6 separate regions of the Mus musculus genome follow, and all the other regions are linked to region 1. The links are chromatin loops, found by intact Hi-C in ENCODE. Cell type or tissue: heart. All regions are shown on one strand.

What was found. Hi-C counts contacts between places; a loop is a spot of excess contacts. Peaks named below come from ENCODE experiments on the same cell type or tissue, not always from the same donor. Only the 100,000 strongest peaks of a DNase experiment are listed, where the experiment ranks them.
Region 2: a loop joins it to region 1, with 9 times the contacts of the local background. A loop is called at or near these places in 13 of 42 quality-filtered maps.
Region 3: it touches region 1 in a loop (8-fold over the local background); 10 of 42 quality-filtered maps call a loop at or near these places.
Region 4: it touches region 1 in a loop (7-fold over the local background); 2 of 42 quality-filtered maps call a loop at or near these places.
Region 5: it touches region 1 in a loop (1.9-fold over the local background); 3 of 42 quality-filtered maps call a loop at or near these places.
Region 6: a loop joins it to region 1, with 2.5 times the contacts of the local background. A loop is called at or near these places in 5 of 42 quality-filtered maps.

The regions. Positions count from the first base shown.
Region 1 is chr4:154,447,486-154,451,485 of GRCm38, forward strand. All of the region lies in intron 3 of Prdm16 (PR domain containing 16), which reads right to left. Among named protein-coding and RNA genes, the nearest start is that of Gm52688, 57 kb to the right of the region's middle. In heart, CTCF peaks have their summits at 1,938 (motif pointing right) and 2,138; a DNase peak (open chromatin) is centred at 1,986; H3K27ac peaks cover 2,456 bases; H3K27me3 peaks cover 1,565 bases.
Region 2 is chr4:154,633,910-154,637,909 of GRCm38, forward strand. It overlaps Prdm16 (PR domain containing 16), which reads right to left and starts at 2,964. Exons shown (of 17, transcript NM_027504.3): 1 at 2,814-2,964. The coding sequence starts at 2,850. It overlaps 5930403L14Rik (RIKEN cDNA 5930403L14 gene), which reads right to left and starts at 2,458. Exons shown (of 1, transcript NR_045643.1): 1 at 1-2,458. It overlaps Prdm16os (Prdm16 opposite strand transcript), which reads left to right and starts at 3,671. Exons shown (of 2, transcript NR_168731.1): 1 at 3,671-3,893. In heart, CTCF peaks have their summits at 849 and 2,345; DNase peaks (open chromatin) are centred at 1,062, 1,982, 2,392 and 2,962; H3K4me3 peaks cover 4,000 bases; H3K27ac peaks cover 4,000 bases; H3K27me3 peaks cover 1,790 bases.
Region 3 is chr4:154,672,908-154,676,907 of GRCm38, forward strand. No RefSeq gene overlaps it. Among named protein-coding and RNA genes, the nearest start is that of Actrt2, 7.0 kb to the left of the region's middle. In heart, a CTCF peak has its summit at 1,873 (motif pointing left); no DNase peak of the experiment used is centred here; H3K27me3 peaks cover 3,688 bases.
Region 4 is chr4:154,498,052-154,502,051 of GRCm38, forward strand. All of the region lies in intron 2 of Prdm16 (PR domain containing 16), which reads right to left. Among named protein-coding and RNA genes, the nearest start is that of Gm52688, 6.9 kb to the right of the region's middle. In heart, a CTCF peak has its summit at 1,836; a DNase peak (open chromatin) is centred at 1,900; H3K27ac peaks cover 3,217 bases; H3K27me3 peaks cover 651 bases.
Region 5 is chr4:154,539,771-154,543,770 of GRCm38, forward strand. The region is part of intron 1 of Prdm16 (PR domain containing 16); the gene reads right to left. Among named protein-coding and RNA genes, the nearest start is that of Gm13133, 8.5 kb to the right of the region's middle. In heart, CTCF peaks have their summits at 2,155 (motif pointing left) and 3,667 (motif pointing left); a DNase peak (open chromatin) is centred at 3,528; H3K4me3 peaks cover 850 bases; H3K27ac peaks cover 4,000 bases.
Region 6 is chr4:154,326,909-154,330,908 of GRCm38, forward strand. Prdm16 (PR domain containing 16) reads right to left here. Exons shown (of 17, transcript NM_027504.3): 13 at 1,756-1,925; 14 at 1,352-1,526. Among named protein-coding and RNA genes, the nearest start is that of Arhgef16, 29 kb to the left of the region's middle. In heart, CTCF peaks have their summits at 2,141 (motif pointing right) and 3,688 (motif pointing left); DNase peaks (open chromatin) are centred at 2,153 and 3,283; H3K27ac peaks cover 2,203 bases; H3K27me3 peaks cover 1,113 bases.

The DNA.
Region 1 (4,000 bases):
AGTCTGCCATCTTCCTCTGACTCTGGGCAGCAAACCCCTACATATTATGCTTTACACCCCCCTTTTGCTTTCTTGGGAGACCTATAAGAAAGTCTTCCTTTTAAGAGACCCAGCTACCAGTATTTATGGACCACTCCCTGGGCGAGGATAAGGTTGCCAATCCATCCACAGAGTACATCAAGCCTGCAGTTCTCTAGGGTTGGTCTCTCTGGAACCCCTCCATGGGAGAGCGAGGAACTTTCTCTGCGGTGCACATTCCCAAAGGACACAAGGGGCAGGGAAACACAGCTGGGACAATGCCCCAGGGCCATCACAGGTCCTCCACAAGCACTCTGGGAGGCTGGGTGAGGTGCCCCATAGGACCACAGTGGCTTCTGTCCTCAGGACTCATAAAATTGTATTTGGTGACATCATTCACACATTCCTCTGAAATGTTTCCAGGTCTGTCATAAACCCACAGTTTGGGGTGTGTGAAGTACTATTTTCTCAGCTTCTGGCCTCTACCTGATGTGCCAAGAGGTTTCAGGGAACCACACAATTTTAAAACGAGGTTCTGGACACCGAGACAGAACCACGAAGGCAGAACAGGTCTCCTACCTTTGGACCTTCTCAGAAACGGAAAGTGTCTCCTTCCCCCAACTGCCTTCCCGGAGTTTGGTCTGGGATCCCCACAGGTTTGTTGACATGGGTAGTGCCAGGGTAGTTCGCAGGCTCTGCACTTGCCCAGCCCCAGCCTGCCCCACCTGTCAGTCCCGTGAAGTCCAGCTGATGGAAGGCCTCCGAGAGGTTTCAGAACTCTTGCCTCTCAGGACCTTTGTGCTGCGAGAAGCCTTCCCAGGCCAGCCACACTTCCTACAGTGCCCTCAGGGCCCAGCACCAGTCGAGCATTTGTCTTCTGGGTGAGAAGTAAGTAGTAAGATAGTATAGGCACCTGCTTGCTGGGTCAGAAACTCCAGACTGGAGCCCCAGGGCATGGCTGTGCTGCAGTGAGTCAGGGATAAACTGCCGGGGGCTGGCATGCTCTCTCGCACTCTGTGTTTGTGTGTGTGTGTGTGTGTGTGTGTGTGTGTGTGTGTGTGTGTCCATGTTTGGTCCCAGGCAGGACACTGACATTTTAGGCTTTTAAAGATGTAAGTTAATATTAACCCTGGAGAGGAGCCATTTTCTGCTGCCCAAGCTCTGCTAGCACCCCCAACCTCTCTATCCTGGCCGGCTGTACTTCTGGGCTCTGACAATGAGACACCACGTGCCCACTGAGGCAGAGATGCCATCTTGGATACAAAGCACTCCCAGTGCACCCCAGCATCAGGTGTAAACCTTCTTTTAGGGGTGCTGAGCAGCTATTTGCAGGTCCCAAGTCTGGGGGTTCTGGCCTGCCCTCCCTCCCTCCCTCCAAGGGTCTAGTAACATGCTGTGGCTTTTGGGTGGGAGCACAGTGGAAACTGACCGGCACACGGCTGTTTGCTATATCTCTGAAGCCCCTGGTCCCCTTGGTGCTACACAGCTGTCCCCTTCCCTGTATGGCTACCCTTGGGTTCAGGGAAGGACCCTGCTGTTATATCCCAAAAGAGGAGCTTAGAGGAGTCCCCAGCCCCCCTGGAAGGTTTAAATAGCATTGCTAAGTAGAGGCCTCTAGAGCAGTTCAGCCTGGCCCTGTCTTTTCTAGCAGGTATCTAGCATGCTAGCCACGTTTTTCCCTGGTGAACATTGGCCTATCAGGTGAATACCAGGTTGTCTCCTTACCACACAGACACTCTGAAAGTGCTCATGTCTCCGTGACCACACAAGTGGCTTGCTTACACAAGGAGTCAGGGAGGAACTAAAACATTATCAGTCTTTATTTTAAAGGTTCCCAAAGGCAGATCACCTCTAGGAGAACTGTGGCATTTCATCTTGGTTTGAGAAGTTGTCCCAGCTTGGGCAATAGAGGGCGCCTGTACCCCAGCTTCAAAGCAAGGTGGGCCATAGGCCCTGGCCAGGAACAGGCCTAGTGAAGGAAACTGACTGGCTCCTTAGCCCTCTCCAGGTGCCACCAGACACTGGTGAATATTCCAGGCAGTAACCACTGGCCAGGTCCTAGGGACACCTGTCTCCCTTAGACTCAGCCCTCAATGCTATCGCCGAGTGTCTCTCTCCCCTCAGCAAATCTGAGTTGCTCCCTCCACTGTCAGGCCTTGCTGTGCCTGTGTGGAGGCCTCTGGAGGAGATGGTGAGAAAGGCAGGCAGGTTTACTCCTGCTTTCTCTCCTGTCTCAACCTTTACCACAGCCTGACTTTGGAGAAGACCTCCAATGGGCAGTGAGTTCTGAGAGGGAGGGACAGTGACTAGGACGAGGCCACCTGTGCAGAGAGGAACAGAACCTAACCCACCTGCTTATAAGCACGTGTTTCTCCTCTGCTGAGGCTGTCATAAGGGGACCTTCTAAAGCTCAGGCCATGGTCACTGAAGGATGGTGACTCGGGGACAAAGAGAGTGAGCAGAGAGGGACTTGACTGCAGTTCTCACCCGAGTCTTTAAGAAACCTGGATTCTTTTTCAGATGGACCCCAGGAGTGGGTCTCTCAGTGTAGCTGATCAACTACATGCTAGGTACTACCCAAGCCTGAGGCCTGCTCTTGAGATTCCGTGCCTCAGGTGATAAAACATGACTCTCTGAAAGGAGCAAGCAGTTCCAGGGTCACCAAGGGTCACAGAGCAGCCATGAAAATAATATTCAGCCCAGTGGCTGAGCGACTACTTGTCCTAGGATCTGGGCAATTAGCTCATGAAGCAAATGTTTTCAGGCCAAGATCTCAAGGGCCAGGGCTACAAGAGCCCTTCCCTGGTTTCCGGGAAGCTACCTTCCTGTTTGGTTGTACTGTGAGAAGTGAGTGTTCAACTCTGACATCTATGCCTTGAGCAGGGAGAGATCAGAAGATTGGACAGGCGAAAACACAGAGCTCTGGAGGTGCAGGTGGCACACAGGTATACAAGGCTAGGCAGTCAGCTATAGCGTGTCCTGGGTTGTAGTCAACGAACGTCTCTGAGCTGAGGACCTGGGGGTAGGCAGGGAGCCCCCTTCTCTGCCCTGCACGCTGATGGCCAGCGCTGCCCAGCTGGCAGAGTCGGCCTGCGTTTCCAGGGCGGGTGCCAGCCAGTGCCTGGCACTTTCTGGCCTCTCCATGGAAATGTCTGCATGCTAATGTTTGGCTACCCCAGCCCCAAGCACATTCCTCTTCTAGAACATTCTGAGAACTCATGGCTCAGCCTGTTTATAGGTAAGAGAATGGGGCCAACTTGGAAACCAGATGCTTTTAATTTGCAAATCTAAAGGGCTTCCTTGGAAGAGGCAAGGATGGCTCCCACTCCACGCACACAGGGGCTGGACAGGCTAAGCACACATGTGAACACTGCACATAGCCTTGTTACATAGGACACTGGTTGTATAAGCCCCATGCTGCCCCGTTCTACCTTCAGAGGAGTCCTTGGGACCCTCTGACAACTCTGTGCCCCAGGGTCACCTTTCTAGTGTACCCAGCCCCACCCGTTTCCTCAGCTCATGTACCCATTTGAAAAGCACAGACTGAGGATCTGGCATGGGTCACTGGATTGAGACTGAGACACTGGCCCTAAGACAGATATGTTACGATGGTCACAGATTATGTCAGGATACTTAGCGGGAGCTCAACTCGGATCACATGTTTAATCTGGTTGGCCTGGCAAGTCTGAAAGCTTCTGTCCCCGCAGTTACCACCACCACTCCTGCCCCCATCTCTGATTTCTATTTTCTAAAAGCATAGCTTATCAGCCCAATCATAGCTGTGTAACATTTTATTACAGCTCTTCTGCAGCCTTGAACAGAGCCCATCAAGCTGATATAACTCATCAATGACTGATTGTAGCTCATCAATGAAACTGTCAGTCATGATAATCATTGCTCATCAATGAAGCATGCTTCCTACTTAACCCAGGAGCCAGCCCCCTCAAGATTCTCTTTATTAAGTATCCTGTTTTTAAAATTA
Region 2 (4,000 bases), 190 kb after region 1:
GGGACCCCTGATCTGAACCATCTTCACTTTGCCCAGGCTCAGGCTTAGCTAAACTTCCCACCAACTGAATCACAGTCCTCACTGGGGAGCTTCAGAGATTTCTGTCCTTAGGAAGCTCAACAGAAGGATCTACTCTGGGCCCCTAATTCTACCAAAAGGGCCAACTGAAAGGTCCAGCTTAAACAAGCCATGCAGACAGAGGTCTGGAGTAGGAGCACCAGGAAATACAAACGAAATTATACCTCAAAATGCACACCCCTGGGACAACCTCACACCCAAGCCCTGTGTCCTGCCGTTACATCCATTGGCCCATCTGTCCTTCTGTCCTCAGGACATCTCAGTCACAGCTCAGGGGCCCGAGTAGTATGAGGGCAGAACAAAACCCTGAACCACCATGACCTTGCTCCTTCTTCTATCCCCTGACCCTGTCAGCCAGTTAGGAGGCTTCTGGGCTGGCTGCTGGTCACTCTTGCTTCAGGTAATTGAGTCAGGTTCCCAGGAGCCTTCCACAGTCCCTTAAAATGCTGTCTAAAGAAATAAGAAAGTCTTCAGTAAGCCCTGGGCCGTCTTCCATCCTGAGCCGCCTCGCCCTCTTCTTGAAGGGGTTTTGGTAGTAGCAGTAACAGTCACACAGCCTGAAACCAGGTCTCCAGGTTGACACTCAAGTGGAGACCCTGGGTCTGTCGGGCAAGCTCCTGTGGGTTGTTTCCAAGAACGCCCTGAACTGTGGACTCCCACCGGTTGTGTCCTTCGGTTCTTGGCCTCCAGAGAAGGCCTCAAGATCGTCGCTGGACGCCCGTTCTGGCCCTACATAGGGCCGGAGCCAAGTGACCTTCCCCACCTGGTGGAGGGAGAGCAGGAGGCCCAGCAGGGCGCCGAGCGGGTGTGGGCCTCTGGGAAGTTTCCGGGGCCGCGCTGGGTGCGCTGAGCCAGTCTCTCGCTTGCAGCGAAGGCGGCGGCAACAAAAAGAGCGCAGTCACTTTACGTCTCTCTCCTTCAAGCTTTGGTCTTTCCTCAGCGAGAGCCTGACCATCCAACCTGCAGCCAGGGGGTCGAGACTCCCAAAGGCTCACGGTACACACCGGACTCTAACAGTACACTGCACACCCGTTCCACGCGTCGTGGAGAGTCACCCAACACGCACACAACCCCTTCGCATCCGCTGGGAACCTACTGGCACTGTTCGCACCAAGAGGGGTCAGAGGTCATGGGTGGCCCAGAAGGCCGAGGTCAAGGGCAGCTGGCCAGGGAGCTCGGCAGGAAAGGGGCTCTTAACCGAGGGGCCACGAACTCCAACGGCGGAGCTCAGGGAAGCTTGGCGGAGGCTGGAAGTTGCTTTTCCCTGCAGAGTGGGCGCGCGGCCTAAGACAGCCGGGCCGCCGTGGGGCCAAGTTCCGTAGGGTCCGGAGCTCAAAGTGCCTGGCTTTTTCGGAAAACTATCGCGGATCCCACACCGGCTCGCTGGACTCACGCTCTTTAAGAGTTCGGCTCTGGAAGCCGCGAGGCCGGGCCAGGCAGGATCCTGCCCCGGAGGCGCAGACCGAACGGCCTGGTGATCAGGCAGGGACCTGGAGCCGGCCCGTGGTAGAGGAGGGGGCGGCGGGGGCGAGCGACTCGGATCCTCTCCGTACAGCGCTCAACGCTTCGCTGGAGCCGGACCGTGGCCCGAGCTGTTCGAGCCGCGCTTCCCCCGGCCGCCCTGCAGCGGGTCCCCACCTGCTGGCTGCAAGGGACGAAGCCCCGGGCCCGACTCCTGCGGATGGCGCCGGCACTGGGACGGGAGGGCGCGCTGGGCGGCTGCGAGACACGGTGGCCATAGTGCGGACGGCAGGAGCCGGCGGGCTGCGGTGGGGACCAGCCCGCTGCTGGCTGAGCGCACAGCCCCAGGCACGGCTCGAGGCGGCGCGAAAGAGAAAGTAAGCCCCGGGCCCGGGTAGCCTCGCCGGGACATTGGTCCCTCTGGGGCTCGCGGGTGCCGGGGACAGCATGTGCGAGAGGGTCGGAGCGAGGCCAAGCGAGGCAGGGCGGCGGGTAGCAAAGCGGCCAGTGAGGACCCCGCTGCCGGAGGCGCCGGCACCGGGCGGCCGGAGCGAATCGCGAGGATCACAGAGGAGCGCCGGCCACCACGCGGGGCACCACTTGGGAATAAACTTCAAGAGCACAGTTTCGAGCGCAGGAAAAAGTCTCCATGTTGCTTCCCCAGCGGCTGCGGCCGTCCTGCCCTTGCTCCCGGGGAGCCGGGTGGGCGCCGGCCCGCGCCCCCTCCTCCGCCCCCTCCCCGGCTCAGGGTCTCCCTCCTCTGAGCCCGGCTGGCGGACGCCAAAGGCGGTGCTCTAGCGCCCACTATTTCAAAAGCCCGGAATATGATTTGACCAGGACTGAGAGCCACTCGGAGAGAGAGAGGGAGAGAGCGAGCGAAGAGGAAAAGTTACTCTCCCCTTTCGTCAACTTTTCGCTAACTTTCGCTTTTCTCGCTCCTCCACCCCCGGCCCTCCCCCTCGGCCCCCCTCCCCGGCCCCCACCGCGCGCCTCGGGTTCCCGGGCCCGAGCGCCTGACACTGTGGGGGGGAGGGGGTTCTGCGGGGAGGGGGCCGGCGCCTTCGGGGAGCGCGCGGCCCGGGCGCCCCGAGCCTCCGCGCGGAGCCCGGCCGCCCCGGAGCGCGGGAGGCGGAGCAGCCCCCGGACCGCGCGGTCGACCGGGGGCCGGAGCCGCGGGCGCGCCGACCGCGCCCCGACGCGCACCCCTGGCCCGGGTACCCCGGCCCCGCGGCCCGGGCCCGGCGACGCGGCGCGGTCGAGCGCGGGAGACTTACTTTTGGCTAGCTTCCTCGCCCTCGCCTTGGATCGCATGGTGTCGGCTCGCGGAATCTCTCTCCTCCTCCTTGAGCCCAGAAGCAGCTACACACTATCTTCATCTCCCTAGCATTGTCAGTTTGGACACCTTCGCACATGCGCACAGAGCACTCAATCTGACACCCCTCGCCGGGGCCAAAAAAACTTTGCAATGTGTTCATCATCCTCTTCGTCGCGCCGCCGCCGCCGCCGCCTCGGCGCGGGATTGGGGGGCTCTCCGAGGCCTTCTCGGTCTTCACCTCACTTCTCTCTCTCCCCCCTCCCCCCCCCTTTTCAGCGCAGCTCGGAACTGGCCCTTTAAGAAAACATTCCTTGCTCGTCGCTCCCGCCCGGGGCCCGCACCCTGGACACTTTAAAAGGACCCAGGTAGCCCTGGAGGCGAGGTGACCGTCTCCCCGCCCTGGCCCTGCGCTGCGCAGCGCTGTGGCTCCTGCCCAAGCCGGGCCGTAGAGAAGACTGGCCCGCAGCGGGTTTCTGCGCGACTTCCTTGGATCTCCCCGCAAACGCGCTGATAGTTGGGACACGGGTCCAGGCTGCTTTTGCTGCGTTTTATTGCGTTTTATTACTAATTAAAAAGCTTTCGTTCGCCGTCGCCCCAGAGCGCTCTCCTCCCGAACTCCCCTCGGTCCCCGCCCGCACCCCGCGCTCGCGGAGGGGGTGTCAGGGCCAACGCGCCCTAACCCGGCTCCTCCGAAGCCCCCGCCGCCCGCCGCCCCCCGCGGGCCTCCCGCCCCCGCCCCTCCCCCCGCCCCCACCCGGTGGCTGCAGCTTCGGGCTCCGCGGCTCAAAAACAAACAGCCGAGGCGCCTCCAGCTCCAAGCTCTGCCACCGCCCGGGACGCCGAGTGGCGCTGGAGCCGTCGGTCCTCAGCCGGGCGCGGCGGCTGAGGCTAGCGCGCCCCGCGTCGGGGGGCGGCCGTGCGAAGGCCGGCATCTTGTCCTGGGCGTCTCGGGGCGTCCTGCACCTCTGCACCTCCGGGGTGGGCCCGTGCGCTGCGCTCCGGTCTCCGCGCCCCGTTGGGCTGCAGCCGCGGCCCCCAGGTGAGTACCGGGTGCGGAAGCGCCGGAGCTAGCCCCTTTCAGGAGCTGGGGTCCTTTCGGGACACTCCCCTCCGGCTCCTCCCGGGCCAGGTGCCGCTCGGGTTGGA
Region 3 (4,000 bases), 230 kb after region 1:
ATTCATCCATCCATCCATCCATCCATCCATCTGCACATCTGTCTACCCATATGTCCACCCATCCATCCACCCATCTGTCCACCCACTCATTCATCCATCTATCTACTCATATATGGAACCCAATCCTGTGTATTAAGCTTGGCCCTTGTAGCACCTACCCTTCCAGCCTCACTTCTCTAGAGTTCCTAAGGCTACCCATCCCCCCATTGTGATATCCTGTGGTGACCATTAAGCCTGCTGCTCTACTCACCTCTGTGCACCACCAACATTGGGGGCAATCGGGAATTCTAGGGTTCCTATCACATTGTCAGGCAAGACAGAACCTGAAGATACTCCAACCTCCTACAGGCACAGCCTAGGCACTGGAATACTTACAGCAGCCTCGAGGGATATATATCACAGCCAACTGAACACTCTCCAGCCCTTCCGAACCACCAGTTCCATGCTTGGTCTCTGGGAAATTATCCCCACCTTTTCAATTTTGGAGAGCATTGTGTATCATTTATCAGAACTTTGAAAGAAGTATACCATCCAGAGTTGGGGGCTCTACCTCTCTCGACAGAGGTGAACACTGTCAGGCATGGGTTATTAGGTCCTTTCCCATGGACGTGTGTGGCTGGAAACCTACACTGATGTTTGGGTGTTCCAAATGCTATTAAAATGGAGCCAGGCTGTAGCATGCTCAAGAGTTATGACTGCCCATTTCCAGAGTTGCTGGAAATGCAACTCTCCAGGATTTCTCCTTGTGAGGTGTCCTGCTCCTAGAATTATCAACAGACACCAGTTACATCGTGCTTTCAGACACTCGAGTGGGCATCCCAATTTGGAAACCTCAGGAGTGAGGAGGTCTCTGGTTAATAGAAGCTGGAACTGAAGTCTGACCGTAAGGCTCAAGGGGGAGGGAGAGGTGAGCTCAGCTTCCGTGGGCTCTGTCCATTGCTGTTTTGAACTGCACAGAAGCTTTACCAAGTGGAATCTGACTTACCTTGAGGGCAGGGAGGGGGGGGAGGGGAGGGGGGGGAGGGGAGGGGAGGGGGAGGGGGAGGGGGAGAGAGAATGGAGAAAAAGGGAGATGGAGAGAGAAATGGAAACCAGTGTCCTCATTGTCATTTGTGAAAACCATTTTAGTCCATACTATGAGGTCAGGGCTACAGAATAGAAGTGAGACGACTACGCCCCCAGCTTGGCAATTCCAGTCTAGTTAGAACCCCTCATATACCACCCTGCTCCCCTCCCCCAAACCCCCAGTCATCAGCCCACACCATTGCCCAGTATGTCAGGTGCCTGCTTTCTGCTTTCTGGCCCTCGCTTCCCCGGAGGCAAGGGCATATGGCTTTGCAAAGTACTTCCCTGGTGAGTACAGCCAGCCAGTAGGGACACACCTAGTGAGAATGTTCCCAGTGATTGTCCATGGCCTCACTATTTTAAATGACTACTGCTACTGCTGCCCACTTCTTTCTTTTTCAAATTTTCTTGACCTGACCCAAACAAAGGAGGGTTTTCCTCTCAGCACCCAGGGAAAGCCCTGCCCACCTGGTCCCAGTTTTGTCTGTGGGAATCTCTCCTCCGCTCAGGTCATTCGTGCCCCACTGGCCTCAGCTTTGTTCATAGAGACACCTCCTTTTACTTCAGTTCCAGGCTGTGTCTGTGTTACTGTGTCCATGGGATTCCTCCCTTCTGGTCTTCAGTTCAAGGTGTCTCTGTGTCCCTAGCCCCAACTCTGTCTGCGGGATTCCTCCCTTCCCTCCCTTCCCCAGCTTGGACAGTTGGGGCAACTCGAAAGACAGAACCTAAGATCCCAGGCTAGTCCCAAGGGAGCTGCGTCCTGACCCTCTAAACTACAAAAAGCATTTTCCGCCCCCTGCTGGTGCCCGTGTGGAACTGCCGCGGGGTCTAGGGGTGGAAGAATTGGGGAATCTTGGACAGGAGCGAGTGGGCTTGTTAATTTCCGGGCAGCGCGGGACACTAGGAGAGAGAAAAAAGAATCAATGTTTGCTAAATAAGGGGAAAGCATCACCCTGTCTCAGCGGGGATGAGGTCTGTTTTCAAGCGTATTGCGGTGATTACCCAGAGGAGAGTCCCACCGAGTAAGCAAACACACACGAACTAGCCGAGCTAGCCGTCCTTTCCCCAAAGAGCTCTGTGGCGGAGTGCGTGTTAATGTGCTCCCTCCAACTAAACACGGCCAAGCTTTGGGTTTTAAATAGTTTATAGCATTTCAGATGCGGCTTCGAAGTCAGGCAGTCCCCAGAGAGGCCGAACAGACTTCTACACTTAGCCAATGATGAATAACCAAGAGAGCTCAGGGCCCGGAAGGATTCCAGGTTTAATTCAAATAATTTAAAATCTAATGTTGAAAAGAGCTCTTTGCATTCACGGGCCGTACCCATTTCCAGCTGGAGAAAGAAAAGGCTTTGTGTTTGAGGCTGAGGTAGGCGCGCTAACTGTCTTACCATGCGCCTGCCACTTCCAGCCTGCACGGCAACATTTTTCATGTTACAAATGGCAGGCTGTGATTCTGAAAGCCAGACACGATGAGGGGGCGGGTTGGGGGGGCTTGGGGGGGAAGATTTATCGTCGCCATGGAGTTTCAGCTCCAGGTGGAAGGATTTTGTCCATGTCCACGGTGAGATTGCTGCCTAACCACCCCTGCCAAGAGGAGATGGAGCCCCCTGGCCCAATGTGCACGGTCTAGGAGGCCCTTAGGAAATTGACAATAGTAGGCGCAGAATCGAGCAATCCCACTTGGGCTTGCCTGCACTGCATGCAAGTTCTGCTAGTTTAGAAGAGAAGGGGTGTGCCAGGGGCTCACTGGCTGGCAGATATACCCTGCCTGCCCAAGGCTCATCAGAGGAGGAAGCTCCGGGGCCACCTGTTTCCTTCTTGTCTGGTCTTAGACCAGAAGTGGGCTTGGGTCCCGAGAGACTGAACACAGAGGCTTGCAACCTCCCCAGCCTTTGCCTGGACCATGCTGAGAATCGGGGAGCTTGCAAGCCTTTGTGTGCTCATGAGGTTGGACTATATCCCCCCAGCACATACACAAACTTACATCACTCAGAATTTCAGAATACAAATTTACCTGTAAATTGGGTCTTCGCAGTATAATTAAGTAAGCTAGAACTAGGTGGGCCTCAAAAAGTGCCTCTGGCACCCTCAGAAGCAAGGAAAGGGATATGTCGGGAGGATTTGACAACAAAGGTAGAACGAGCATGTGACTACAAACAAAGGTGCATCCTGTATCCAAGAGACAGAAAAGTCAGCTAGGTTGTGGTGGCGCACACCTTTAATCCCAGCACTTGGGAGGCAGAGACAGGCGGATTTCTGAGTTTGAGGCCAGCCTAGTCTGCATAGTGAGTTCCAGGACAGTCAGGGCTACACAGAGAAACCCTGTCTCAAAAAAACAAAACAAAAAAACACAGAAAGAGAGACAGACAGACAGACAGACAGACAGACAGACAGACAGAGACAGTCCCTGGCCAGATTCTCAGAGGATGCCTGGACCTGGCTTTCACCCTTTTACTCCAGACATAAGGAATCCTCCTGTTCTAAGCTGCTCCATTTCTGGTCTCTTGTTAAAGTGGTCACAGAAACATGTCTGTCAATCAGATTCTCAGCTCTTTGCTTAAGTCACAGAGCCAATCATCTAACAAGTGAATATGCACGTGCACCAGACTGTATAGGGCACACCAGACTCTATAGGGCACCTCCCATTCTGTGCTCTTCTGGGAGGGGCCTTGGATGCTCAGGTTTCTTGAAGGTGTCTTCACTGTGACCTCACACCAGGTAGGTAGGTCATCCTTCAAAGCCATCTTCCCTTGCCCTGACATCATCTTTTAAAGAAAATCCACGGGAACTTAAGGTACCAAAAAGACAACATCTCAGTCCAGAGGCTATCCCAACGTGGGTGACAAGGGCTTGAGGGGGACTTTTGTGAGGTGTGGCAGCTGGCAGGTACTTGGCAGAGTGGCAGTGATCCCAACAAGCAAAGCCAGTTTCTCTA
Region 4 (4,000 bases), 51 kb after region 1:
GCCTCGGCAGTAACTCTTTATTTTTACTGAAGAAAATATAGTACTTATAGACTGCATCCATTCAGGACAAAGGATTCTCCAACAATACAGCTGTAGGCATTCCCTCTCTACTTGCACAAAGACAACACACCCAGGCCATTCTTTACATCTTGTGTTAAAAAAATAAATAAAAGGGTCCCACATACATTATCTGGTTTGAGTGTGTCCCTTACATTGTGATTCAGAAGCTCAGAGAGGCCAGGTGACTGTTCGAAGACACACAGCAGGGAGCTCTGCCTGTTACCAGAGGGCCCAAGTACATCCATCCCTGGGCTTTCCCAGTGAAGTGTCTGTTTCCCTTAAGACTAGAGCAAAGCAGTGGGCCCTTCTGAGGCCCTCGCTGAACACCAGTTCTCCAGGATCACTTTACTCGAGAGTTGCAGATGACAGCTCTAAACCAGGCATCAGCGGTGGGCAGCTCTGATGCCAGGGCACAGCCTCTGTCTCAAGAATCCTCTTGGGCTGGGTAATGGCATGTGCTCCCCAGACAGGATGTGCTGGGCTTAGGAACACTTGAAGCTGTGTGCCAGTGGCAGATGTATCTTTGTTCTTGTGGTATTGTTTTTCTCAGAGCTGGGCTGGGCTCAGCTCAGCTCCTCTTGACACCCTTGACTAGGACTCCACAGATAACATCTCTGTGCACAAGACCCTCCAAGGAGTGAGCAGGCTGCACACCTAAAGTGGTTTCAACACAAAGATGTCACCAGGGGATAGGGAAGGGAACTGGGGACTTCTTCCAGTTGGGTCAAGTACTCTAGAGAGGTCACCTTCCCTGTGCTGTTTGTGGAAGGGAACCCCAGTCATTACAGATACGCACCAGGACCTGAGAGCCAGTGAGGTCTCACACTCCTGCACCCGGCTGCTTTCTCCTTTACCCTGGTCTTGCTTGGTCGGGGGTGCAAGCTACATGGAGGTGAAAGAGGCCAGGCGCATCTCCCCAGGATAAGTCTGCACGGGTCAGTCCTGGGGCAGTCCCGGGGCTGCCTGGCTGCCTGGAATAGTGAGACAGTCTGTGGTTCCTGGCATTGGAATCTCCTTTTGGAACAGGCCTGTGAGGTGGGTGGGCTTGAGACCCACAGAGACATGCGGAAGGAGGTGTCGCATACAGGAGGACAGACGGTGTGGGCCGAGCAGGGAGAACGGATGCTTTTATCAAGGCTGGTGTGGGCATGTAATGGATGTCCTCTGTCTGGAGCCGTGGGCAACGCTGTCTAGGTCCTGTGAGAGCCCAGGAGGCCTCTGCTGGCAGGGGTTGTGTGGTCAGTGTGGAGGTTCATTATTACGTGAGTGACAAACATCTGTGGCCCTACGACCGCCTCACTGTCCCCCAGGGGAGAGAGACTCCAGTGGTTCCTGGTCTTTATTCCACCCAAACTCTGCGAAGAAGATACCATGACTGGAGGAACCCGAGAAGCAGGCATAGCCCTGTCTGTGAATCCCAGACTGGGAAAGATATTGCCTAGACTTCCAGGGGAGTGAGGTCCTCCAGGTCAGAAAAAGAGACTCCAAATTCCCTGCTGGATGTCCCGCCCACCCGACCCCGGTCCCCTGTCAGCCTTGAGACATTATCTACCCTGATCTCAGGGGGCAAAGCTATGGCTGGGCTTGGGGGATTTTACCGTTCAGTTCCCAACTGATGTGGACCAGCCAGGGTAAATCATTAACCCGCTTCTGCCAGCTCCTTTCTGAAGACGATTCCACCCTCCCAAAGGCTCACTGCCTGGCCCCGGCCCTCTCCTCCCACGCTGGACCCTTCCCCCGCCCAGCTCCACTGCACTCCAAGGGGAGAGAATGAGAAAGCAGGTCCTCCGGGAGCTGGCACGGCAGACAATGTGTGTCTTGTGTGAGTAATTTAGCGCTGTGGCCAGTCAATCTGGTTTCTGGGCCCGCTGCCCTGACCCTCTTAGAGCTGCTGGCTCTCGCCAGCACAGTGTGAAGCATTTTCTTTCACTGCTCTGACACTCCGCAGATTGAGACGTCAGCCCGGTCCAACTACAGCAAATTAGCAATTTTTCTTTTGCTAATTGGAAATAAAAACGTTTGCCGAGGGAGCTGTTTGTCGGCATGCGGTTTTCGGTTTCTGTGCACAGGGAGGCTGCGTAGAAAACACATCCCAAGGCGCTGTGCACCCCGGAGCCGGGGGGCCCCTTGCTACAAATGTGGAGGGGCCTTCTGTTAACAGTGCAGAGATATTCCCTGTTCTAGCCCCAGAAGCTATTGCTCAACCAGCGGAATATCCCCATGTCCCCAGGACGCTTCGTCTGGAGGCCCATTCTGTACTTTGAGGAACGACTGGGGTCCAGCAGGTGGCAAAGCTTTCTGGGGCAAGCCGGTGAGGAAGTTCTTCACCAGAAAAACAGAAGCTGAAAACAGGAGAGAGACCCACAGTAGCTAATGCCTTCCTGAGCACAGAACACATCTTCCCAAGAGCCGGGGGTGGGGTGGAAGTGGAGGGGGGTAAAGAGACTTCCAGAGTAGCGTGTGGGATGTCTGCCCTGCACCCATGCTGCCCAATGTGTGTCCAGGGTAGAATACATCCCTAGTCTGGCTCCATCTTAGTTCCAAGGTACAGAGACCCCCCAACCCATGAGAAGAGTGTGAAGACACCCAGTCTAGAGAGCAGATGAACACGGTCCTTTAAGGAGAACAAAGAGAAACAGACGGAGGAGCCAAAACCATTATCTAGGAGGGCTGCCTGGACCCAAACCCGGAGAGCTACATCTCAGAAGTCTGCTAATAAACAGGTCCATCGTGTCCACCCATGTGGGCGCATGTGTGCATGTGAGTACATGGCCAATTGAGTGCCGGAGCCCACGAGTGTGACTGATCATCCCTATGTACAGACCCTGCCCTCCATGTCTAGGGGCTGATCAGGAATTCCAGGCTGCAGGCCAGCACACAAAGGGTTACTGAGCCTCCTCCTTCCCTGATAAAGCTTTTGACAGCCGTGCCTAATAATTCTTTCTGTTAGAATCTTTTCTTGATGTCTTTATGCGAATATGAAATCCGGATGAAAGGCCGTGGGGAACCCTCCACAAGAGAGGAAAAAGTATCAACCAGAGAGGAAGGAAGACTGTCCTGCACTCCCTGCTGGGAGCCAGTGGCTGCCCCCCCCCATCTGTGTTGAGGCTACTGAGGCCCTCTGTGAGTGGCCAAGTCTTCCTCACTTGGGTGTGACAATGGTGTCTTCTCAGAAATGGCTGAGGAGAGGTGACAGCGCTGAGGTCATCCCTCTCATAAATGACGGGTGAAGGATGCCCTCTGCCTAGCACTTGACTATTGTCCAAGACCTCAACATCAGTAACAGAGGAGAGAAGGCTGAAGAGATGGGGGCATTCCCAGAACTCATTTTGGCGGCAGGGTGGTGGTGGTGCGGGGCAGAGTGCAGGTAGCACCCTTGATGCACCACAGTTTTAGGCATCAGCCGGCAGAGGTCACAAGAAGCCAGGCTGCTCCTTCCAGGATTTCTGGCTGGGCAGCAGCAGCCTGGGGCCAATGAGAGACTTCAGTGGGGGTATCTTGCCCTAGAGTCACAAGTTTTTTTCTGCTTTGGGCTGGAGCACCCCTCTTTTGACCCGTGAACTGGAGCTAATGCAAACTGTGCAAGTCGCCAGGTTCAGAGGGGGCTGGATTCCATTTCCTGGGGCTCCTAAGCTTCATTTTGATCCAAAGTAAGAAGTGAAAAGAATGCTTTTCTTTTCTGGTTCTGACCTGGCCTGAGCCAGAGAGACCATAAATCCTGCATTAGAGGGCTGTTCCCTTGGGGTCCTGTTTCTATTCCAGACCAAATAAGTCTGGATGAGGATGGGGTACCAGGCAAATGCCATGGTCACTGAACAGGTCCCCACCCCCACCCCGCAAGCCAGCTCATCTCTATTGCTCACCAAATCCTGAACTCCTCGCTGATGATCTGGCAGGGCAGCTCCAAAGGCCAGGCCATCCTGGGCCATTTCCAGCAGGA
Region 5 (4,000 bases), 92 kb after region 1:
CAGCTGTTAACACAGCAGATTAATAGAGCCAAGGAATGATGGCTCTGCAAACATGCTAAATGTTAATAATAATCAATCGCCGTTTACATTCTCAACCCTGTCCGCAGGGATGGCCCCAGCTGCAGAGCTGATGCAACCCAAATTGCCATTAGAGCTTGGGGGAGCCTGGGTGGCTTGGTGGTTAGCGCTGGCTGACCTGAATGTGGCACAGGCCTCTCTGAGCCGTTCCTCCAAAGATAGGGTGTATGGAGATGACCTGGCAAGGAGCTTGCGCTGCCCACTTGGTTTCTCCATCCTGGCTGAAGTCACCCACACGACCTGGCCATTCACTCCTCGGTCTTTGTTATAATTATGAAGGGAAGCAAGGACCCCACCCGAGAACTGCCTCCTCTTTACAGATGAAGAACGAAGCAATTCCAGGCCTGTCCCTGGTAGGGGCCTACACTAGCCTTGAAGTAGATCTCTGGCTACCCTTATTAATGGCTGGCTCGCTCAGCTCAAGTCCAAATACCTCAGAATGGGGCTTTACTTAAAAATAATTTATTTATAAATGTATGGACTTATGATGAGGCATTAGACCGGACTGTAACCCAGAGTGAGTCTCCGGAGGAACACAACCCTGACACACCGGAACTATAGACATTCAGCTTAGATCACCCAGGCAATGACAGTTTGTTCCACCGGTTCCAAAAGCCACGCTGGCAACCCCTTCCCGCAGCCTTGAGTGGTTTCTGTCATTTACTATTCAACCCATTTCACAGTCAAAGAGGCCACAAGTTGAGGACGAAGAGCCAGGCCTAGAAGCCAATGGCTGAGCCCAATTAGCCCATGCTAACGTAGGGTGTCCTGTGACCACTCCTCCTAGTGTCTGAGCCACCTGCTCAGACAAACCCCAGCCTACCTCAAAGAAATCGCATGCATGCGTTGGGCTCAAAGATAACCAAATCTATCCAAAGAGAAGGTAAACAGCCAGGCCCACCCTGCCCCACCCCCCACTCCTGCACAGCCTAGGACCAGCACACAGCCTACCAGGGTCCAGGAGCCCAGGGCCAGCAACCTGAACCCAGCCCTTACTGAGGGCCATGGAAGGCGCTGGCCAGCCCCGGCCACCTGGCCCCACTTAAGGCCTGATGCATTATTCCAACATGATTATTTGTCCTGCAATGCTCTGGGGACACTGAGCTCTGCGGCAAACCCGCATCTTCCATTTCCTGGCCGCCTCCATCGCCCGGGGCAGGCAGGCACTGAATGGCCGTGATGCCTCTGTAATTTTTATCAAGGCTTGTTCCTGGTAAAAAGCCTCTTTGTTTCAGAGAGATGTGATTTGGCCTTTTTCTTCCTCTCCTTTATTCCTTCGTTAATATACCACTTCCCCGAGCCCCGGGGGCAGCGAGGTAGCCCACGGATCGCTCAAATCTTAGTGTTTTTTTTCTTCTAAATCACAGCAAGGCTCCCTGGCCCCGCCGAGCCCAGTCTGAGTTGGCGGGCTGAGCGGGTGCCCTCTTTAACCCTTTGCCTCCTGAACGGTCAACATGCTGTCACCTCGAATTTCAGGCTGGGAGGGTTGGCTACAGATACCAGCTCTGGAACCTCCAACCCAGGTGAAGGTTTAGAAACAACTGGAGTAAGGATGAAGCAGGGCTCGGTGGCCCAGACCTAGCCTAACGTGGGCAAGGCCCTGATTTCTACACCCAGCCGCGAAGAAAAATATTTTAAATTGACTGGTTGCGGCAGAGTACACATCACATAAAATCTTAGCTGTCTCTAGCGACGGATCAGTGACATTAAGCACCCACATCAGGAAGCACAATGCACTCACGTGGGCCCTTCTCTTGAACACTTCCCATGTTGGATCTGAAACTCTGTGTCCATTAAATATGAACCACCCCCCTTTCCTCTTCAGGTCTGAGCAGCCTCCATTTTGCCATCTGTCTTTATGAAGCAGACTCCTCCAGGGGCCAGTCGTAAGCAGACTGGAACAGGACTTGGCCTTGGCAGATCGGCTTATCTCACCGAGCACCTTGTCCTCTAGGTCCCTCCCGAGTTGCAGGGTGCATTGTAACTAACTTCCTTTCTGGGTCTGAGTGGTGCCCCACCGTGTGAGTAAAACCTTGCTTGACTCCATAGACACAGTGGCTTCCACCCTCTGGCTGGTGTGAATACTGCAAGGCTGAACACAGGTGTATCTCTGGACGCTTGGTTTAACAGGCTCTTCCCCCAGAGTGAAGCCTGCTTCCGGCCAACAGCTGCTGCTCTCCTGAAATGAGGAGGTGAGGAGAAGATGCCCACCTCACCACCCCACCCTCGCCTGATCTCCTCTCCCACAGTTAGCTAGGCAGTTCCTACAATTTGTCCACGTGGCTACCTAGGGTGAGTGGCCTGGGTGACTGGCTTATACAGTGGGCACCCCATTCTGGTGCACAGTGGCCCCAGGTCAGACACCCAAGCTCAGATCTCCTGGCTGAGTTGCTATCTTGGGGTTTGGTGCTTGGAAGATTCCTAGTCCTTCATGACAGAGGGAAAGCTTCATTCCCCTCAGCCTCTCTTGAGTACTTAGCTAGGCTTGCTCAGGCATTTCAGAGTTCTCGAGGACTTTTTTAACAGAGTCAACCAGAGCCCAGGAGGGACCTGGGCCTACTCAGTCTAAAGGGGCCTACACGAGAGGACTCAGCACGGTCAGGCTTGGGAACCCGAGTTCTTCATACACCCTTGTCTGCCTACAGACCCAGAAGCTGTGATGGAATATTTGCAAAATGGAGTACAGGAATTCCACCTTTCCCAGAGTCCACACCTGCCTGCTGCAGGGTCCCAGAGAAGGCTCTGAGCCACTGGGTGCTGCAGTGTTGCTTGGCCAGGGTGAGATGAACGTGTTCTCCTAGCACCTGGTCTCTGCTCTGTTTCCCTGCCTCTCTGCCCTCAGCAGCATGGTGGAGGAGCAAGGGGTTAAATGCTGAGCAAACGCTATGACAACTGTCACCAAACTATTTATAGACACATTTATCTCTGTAGCTCCTACCAAACAGCCTGTGGCTGCCATTCACAGGCCAGAGTAAGGTCGAAAGTAAACCCGTATGCCTCAAGAAAATGGGGGTGAGGTGGCATGCGGGGGCCAGGGGGGTGGCTGCCCTCTGCCTGGAAGGCTGGCTTCTGGAAATATGGGTACTGGGATTGGCTTGCTGTTTTCCCAAGCTGCTCTTAGGGGTAGGGTGAGTCCAGTAGGCTCTCTTAACAGGGGGTGGGGGGGACAGTGGGAGGATTAGTGGTCCTGTGTGATTGGCACCATGAGGCAGAGGATGAAAGGTACCAGTTTCTGAGCCTTTTCCTCTGTGGCCTTGGCTGCAGACAGGGCAAGCCCCAGGTCCTCAAATGGCTGTGAATGCTTGGTGAAGTTGGGTCAGCATCAGGGAGGGGCACGTTCACTGGCCTTCGGCCTTGATACTGGGGAGGGGGGCAGCTGGAGTGGCTCTGTTGTCTGCATTGGACCTGGGTCTTCAGGGTCCTTCTTGTATACTCTTAGACCCCGCCTCTTCTGGGCGCTATGGCCACTGGCTCTGTGCCCTGTCCTGGCCTTCCACCAAACCAGGGGGAAAGAGCTAGGATGCTGAGCCTCTCTGCCACCAGGGCTGGGGCAGGGGGCCACCAATATGCTTTGTGGGAACACAGTGCCACCTTGTGACCTGGCTCCCAGGGGCCAGGCAGATAGTTGGGGGGGGGGGCTACATTTCCCAGGGGGCACATGCTTTCATTTTTTGTTTTTGTATGTTTGTTTGTTTGTTTGTTTGTTTTTCTGTTCTCCCTCCAAATGATGTCCACAAGCTGGGGCAGTCTGGTGTTTGCAGGGATGAAAGATCAGCCTGAGCGCACCCCTCCCTCCACAGACCAGAGCCCCCTCCCTATGGGACTGGGGGCGGTACCCTCTACTGCCCACCCCCAAGCTGCTTCCTCCTCCTCCACTCCCCTTCCAGAAGGCTGCAGGTGAATGGCCGCCTGGCCCTCTGGC
Region 6 (4,000 bases), 120 kb before region 1:
CTAGCTCTCTGAGGGGTCAGGGAAGGCCTGCTGTGGAGGTACCTTCTCACACACAGCTTCCTCTGACAGGGAGGGCATCAAGCTGTTGAACAAGTGAGTGGCTCTCAGACACTGCATCTTGAAGGACAGGGCTGGTTCCATTCAGAGCACTGTGCCTAAGGCCAGGATGAGGGTAAGCCAGGGCATTTGGTGGGCTGCAGCCTGGGCCCTCATGTGTAATTAGGGACTGCCAGCAAGACCAAAGACTTGTGAGCAGTAAAAGAGTTTAAGACATCCTTACTGATGGTGTGGACTGGTCTGGTCTTCACAGTTTCCCCAAAGCACCAGAGACAAGGGAGGTGCAGCCTGCCTTGGAGGTACAGACAAGTGTCTGAAGAAACACATCTCTGGAGAACCCTCCCTCATTTCTTCAAAGTGGATGGGAGCAAGCTAGACCCTGGTGGCACAGAGCTGTGGCCCATGATGGCTCATGCAATAAGGGATGGGTCCTGGCTCTAGGTTCTGGGCCAGTTTTGAGTCAGCAAGTCATGCCACCCCCCCTTTTTTTTATAGTATTTCTTTTTTTTTTTTTAAAGATTTATTTATTCATTATATGTAAGTACATTGTAGCTGTCTTTAGACACTCCAGAAGAGGGAGTCAGATCTCTTTATGGATGGTTGTGAGCCACCATGTGGTTGCTGGGATTTGAACTCCGGACCTTCAGAAGAGCAGTTGGGTGCTCTTACCCACTGAGCCATCTCGCCAGCCCCTTGTTTTTATTTTTTATTTTTTTGAGACAGGGTTTCTCTGTGTAGCTCTGGCTGTCCAGGAACTCAATCTATAGACCAAGCTGCCTTGAACTCAGAAATCGCCTGCTTCTGCCTCCCAACTGCTGGGATTAAAGGCGTGCACTGGCAAGTCATGCCACTTCTATGAGCCTCTGGTTCTCCTCTTCAAAACTGGAGACCCTTCTTGAAATTTCTTAGGGTTTAGAGAACTTCTATATTTCAATGACTTCTCTGATCAGTTTCATTTCCTGGGATATGGAGGTGTCCGTGCCGAAGGGAGAGTCCCCACGTAAAGGAGACACTGACATTTGGATGTGAGGTGTCAGAGAACACCTCTGTAGCCTGGCTGAATTCCCCCTCTCTCTGTTTCTATGTCTCTGTCTGTCTCTGTCTCCCTCTCCCTCTTAGTGGAAAAGTGGTTGCAGGTGTGCACATGGGGAGGTTGGTAGGGAGGACTCTGCTTGTTTTGGGACCTCCTTCATATGGGACCTAGTACCATCCAGGGGTGGAGATTCATGCATCCTGGACAATACCATTAGAGGAGCTGAGTCTAGACCTGCCTGGGTTGGCTTATTTTTCTTACCGTTTGTCCATTCGAGTGGATGCCTGGTTCATCTCGCTGTTGGCGATGAAGTTTCGGATCTCGGAGAAGTAAGAATCTTCCTTCTCATCTAAAAGTGCATGGTTGTCCGACTCGGAGGTGGGGGAGGAGGCGCTGGTGCCCAGGTGGTTCGTGAGCACCCCGGAGTGCTGGCTCACTGTGGATGGGCTGAGTGTCAGGGGCATTCTTGGGGGCATCCAGCCCTCACTCAGTGCCAATGTGCACTTGGGGTGATCTCAGGGAACTGTTTCTTAGAAAGTTGTTTGAGGGGTGATGTTGCCCTTGCTTGCCAGGTCTCTTCCCTCGCCCCTCCTCCGCCACGCCCTCTGCCGCCACGCCCCTCCTCCGCCACGCCCCTCCGCCGCCACGCCCAACACCCCACCCACCTGGTGCGCCCTCGTGTTCGTGCTTCTTCAGGTGCCGGTCTAGGTTGGTCTGCTGCCCGAAGCAGCGGTTGCACAGATGGCACTTGAACGGCTTCTCTTTGTTGTGGATGTTCCTCACGTGCCGCTGGAGGTTGGAGGAGATGCTGAATGACCGGTCACAGTACTTGCACCTGGAAAACAGGTGCGCCTTGCCTCAGAGGAGAGATCAAGTGCCGTGGGAGCTGTGTCCACTGTGGAGTCCCCGAGGTCACCTGACTACCCAGCTGGAGAGTTCAGACATGTCCTAGGATTCTATTCTTAGAGACATCTAGGCCAGGTTTTAACTATCCCTGAGCTCTATACTGGAGGGAGTAAGATGCTGAGATAGTGCGAGGTGACATTCTTTATTCAGCCTCAAGAGGGCAGCCTTGAGCCACCGAAAGATACAGAAAGCTGTTCTGGCTGGTTACCCTGAGATGGGAAAGCAGCCCTCTGCTGACTGAAGACCCTGAACCAGCCCCATTTCACTTGGGGGCTCGTGGTGGCTATCTAATGCTCTTAGTAACCCTGGAGGTCAGGTGGGGGGATTTTGGGACTGTGGTTTCGATGCTGAGGCCAGCTAGTAGCCATATTGAATCCTTCAAGCTACTATGGGCTCCTGTGTGCTCAGAGTATTGCCTGCCACACCCCCACTAGGTTGACCAAGCACTTGGGAAACCATTTTACCAGAGAGCATGGCGCAGTTAGAAGCTGTGGTCAGTGAGAGACGTCTGCTGTGTGGCTGCCCTCCAGGCGTGGCCTCGTTGGCCCTAACAGCAGAGAACAGAGGCCGGCTCTCTCCCAGTTTTATAACAGGGCCCAAGCAATACCCACAATAAAGAAACCAGGCCCAAAACAAAGAACAGTGCGTGATTTAAGAAGGGACCTTCCAGGCTCCGCAGCACATGTGAGGCGCCCTGGAAAGGAGCGAGCTGTGCCTTGTGGGAGTCTGAGCTGCGGTGCATTGTGGGAGTCTGAGCTGACAGGGCTTCCCCGAGGGCTGTACACACAGACGGACCCTGCAGCAGGGATTCTGTCTCCGTGGTGTATTTTTTTCTGCATCCATGTGCATCCATGCAGTGTGTGTTTAGTATAAGTGCATGTGTGTGCTCAGGTATATGAGCACACATATGCAAAACAGTCGTCAGAACGCCTTTGGGCGCTTATCTGGATCTCGGAGGCACACACACAGCACTTGAAAACCGTGTTTGTGCGAGTATATACTTTCATATTTGGGAAATGAGCCCTGCTAGGTGACAACACAACACACAAGATTTCCAGCGCCAGTGCTGTGAGACAGGCTGCCTTCCTCTCTAGAGCCAGAGCCTGCTATGTCAGCCTCCGTGAGGGCAAAGATGGGGGGGGGGCTTTTAAAATTTTTTTCACCCACATGGATGTGTGATTGTTCTAAATACAGCAGGCTTGCATTCCTATGGGCTCTGCCCCACTGCGATTTGGGGCTGGTGGCAGGCTCTAGAGTAGCACACTGGTCACGAGCCTCTGTCATGTGGTTGCGGACGTGCCCGAGGACAGCAGGGGCACAGCCAGGAGGGGCTGTGTCAAAGCAGTTTTTATAGCACTGTACTATCCAGTACAGGAGGAGCCAGGCTCTGGATGGACCCTGGAGGTCTGTGTGGGCCCCTGCCCAGGGTGTCTGACTGTGTTTCTGTCCCTGTTGAGCTTAGAATACTCAGGGCCGCATTTATTAACTTTGCCCTTGGACTCTCAGAGCCTGCGAATCCTCTGGTCCTTGGATGCCCCATAAAAACCAAGGAAGTTTAAGGCCCCAGAGAAAGGGATGCTACTCTGAGAGGGGCCCTTCCTCCTGTCCAGGCCCTTCGTTCAGGCATGTGACCTTCCAACCTTGAACTCTTGTGTCGCCCCCTTGTGTATGGTTCCCTTCTTCAGTAGGTCCCTTCAGCCTCCAGCCTTGTCTGAGGCCAGGCTCCCCTTGCTCCTGCTATACTTTTAACTGCCTCACCAGACTTGTTTATCACAGGTCTGGGCCTCTACTGTATCCTAGGGAGTCCTGAGTGGCCTCTGGGGCACATAGGTGTCCTTGGACACAGCCTTTCTTCCACAGTCTGGGACACAATGTGACTCACATGACCACCTGCAAAATATGCCCGGATGTGACTGTTGGTTCGCACACCTGATGTTGCACAGCCTGAGCAATATCAGGTCTCGGTCCTGCTTGCTCTATAACCCCCTGTGGATGCAACATTTC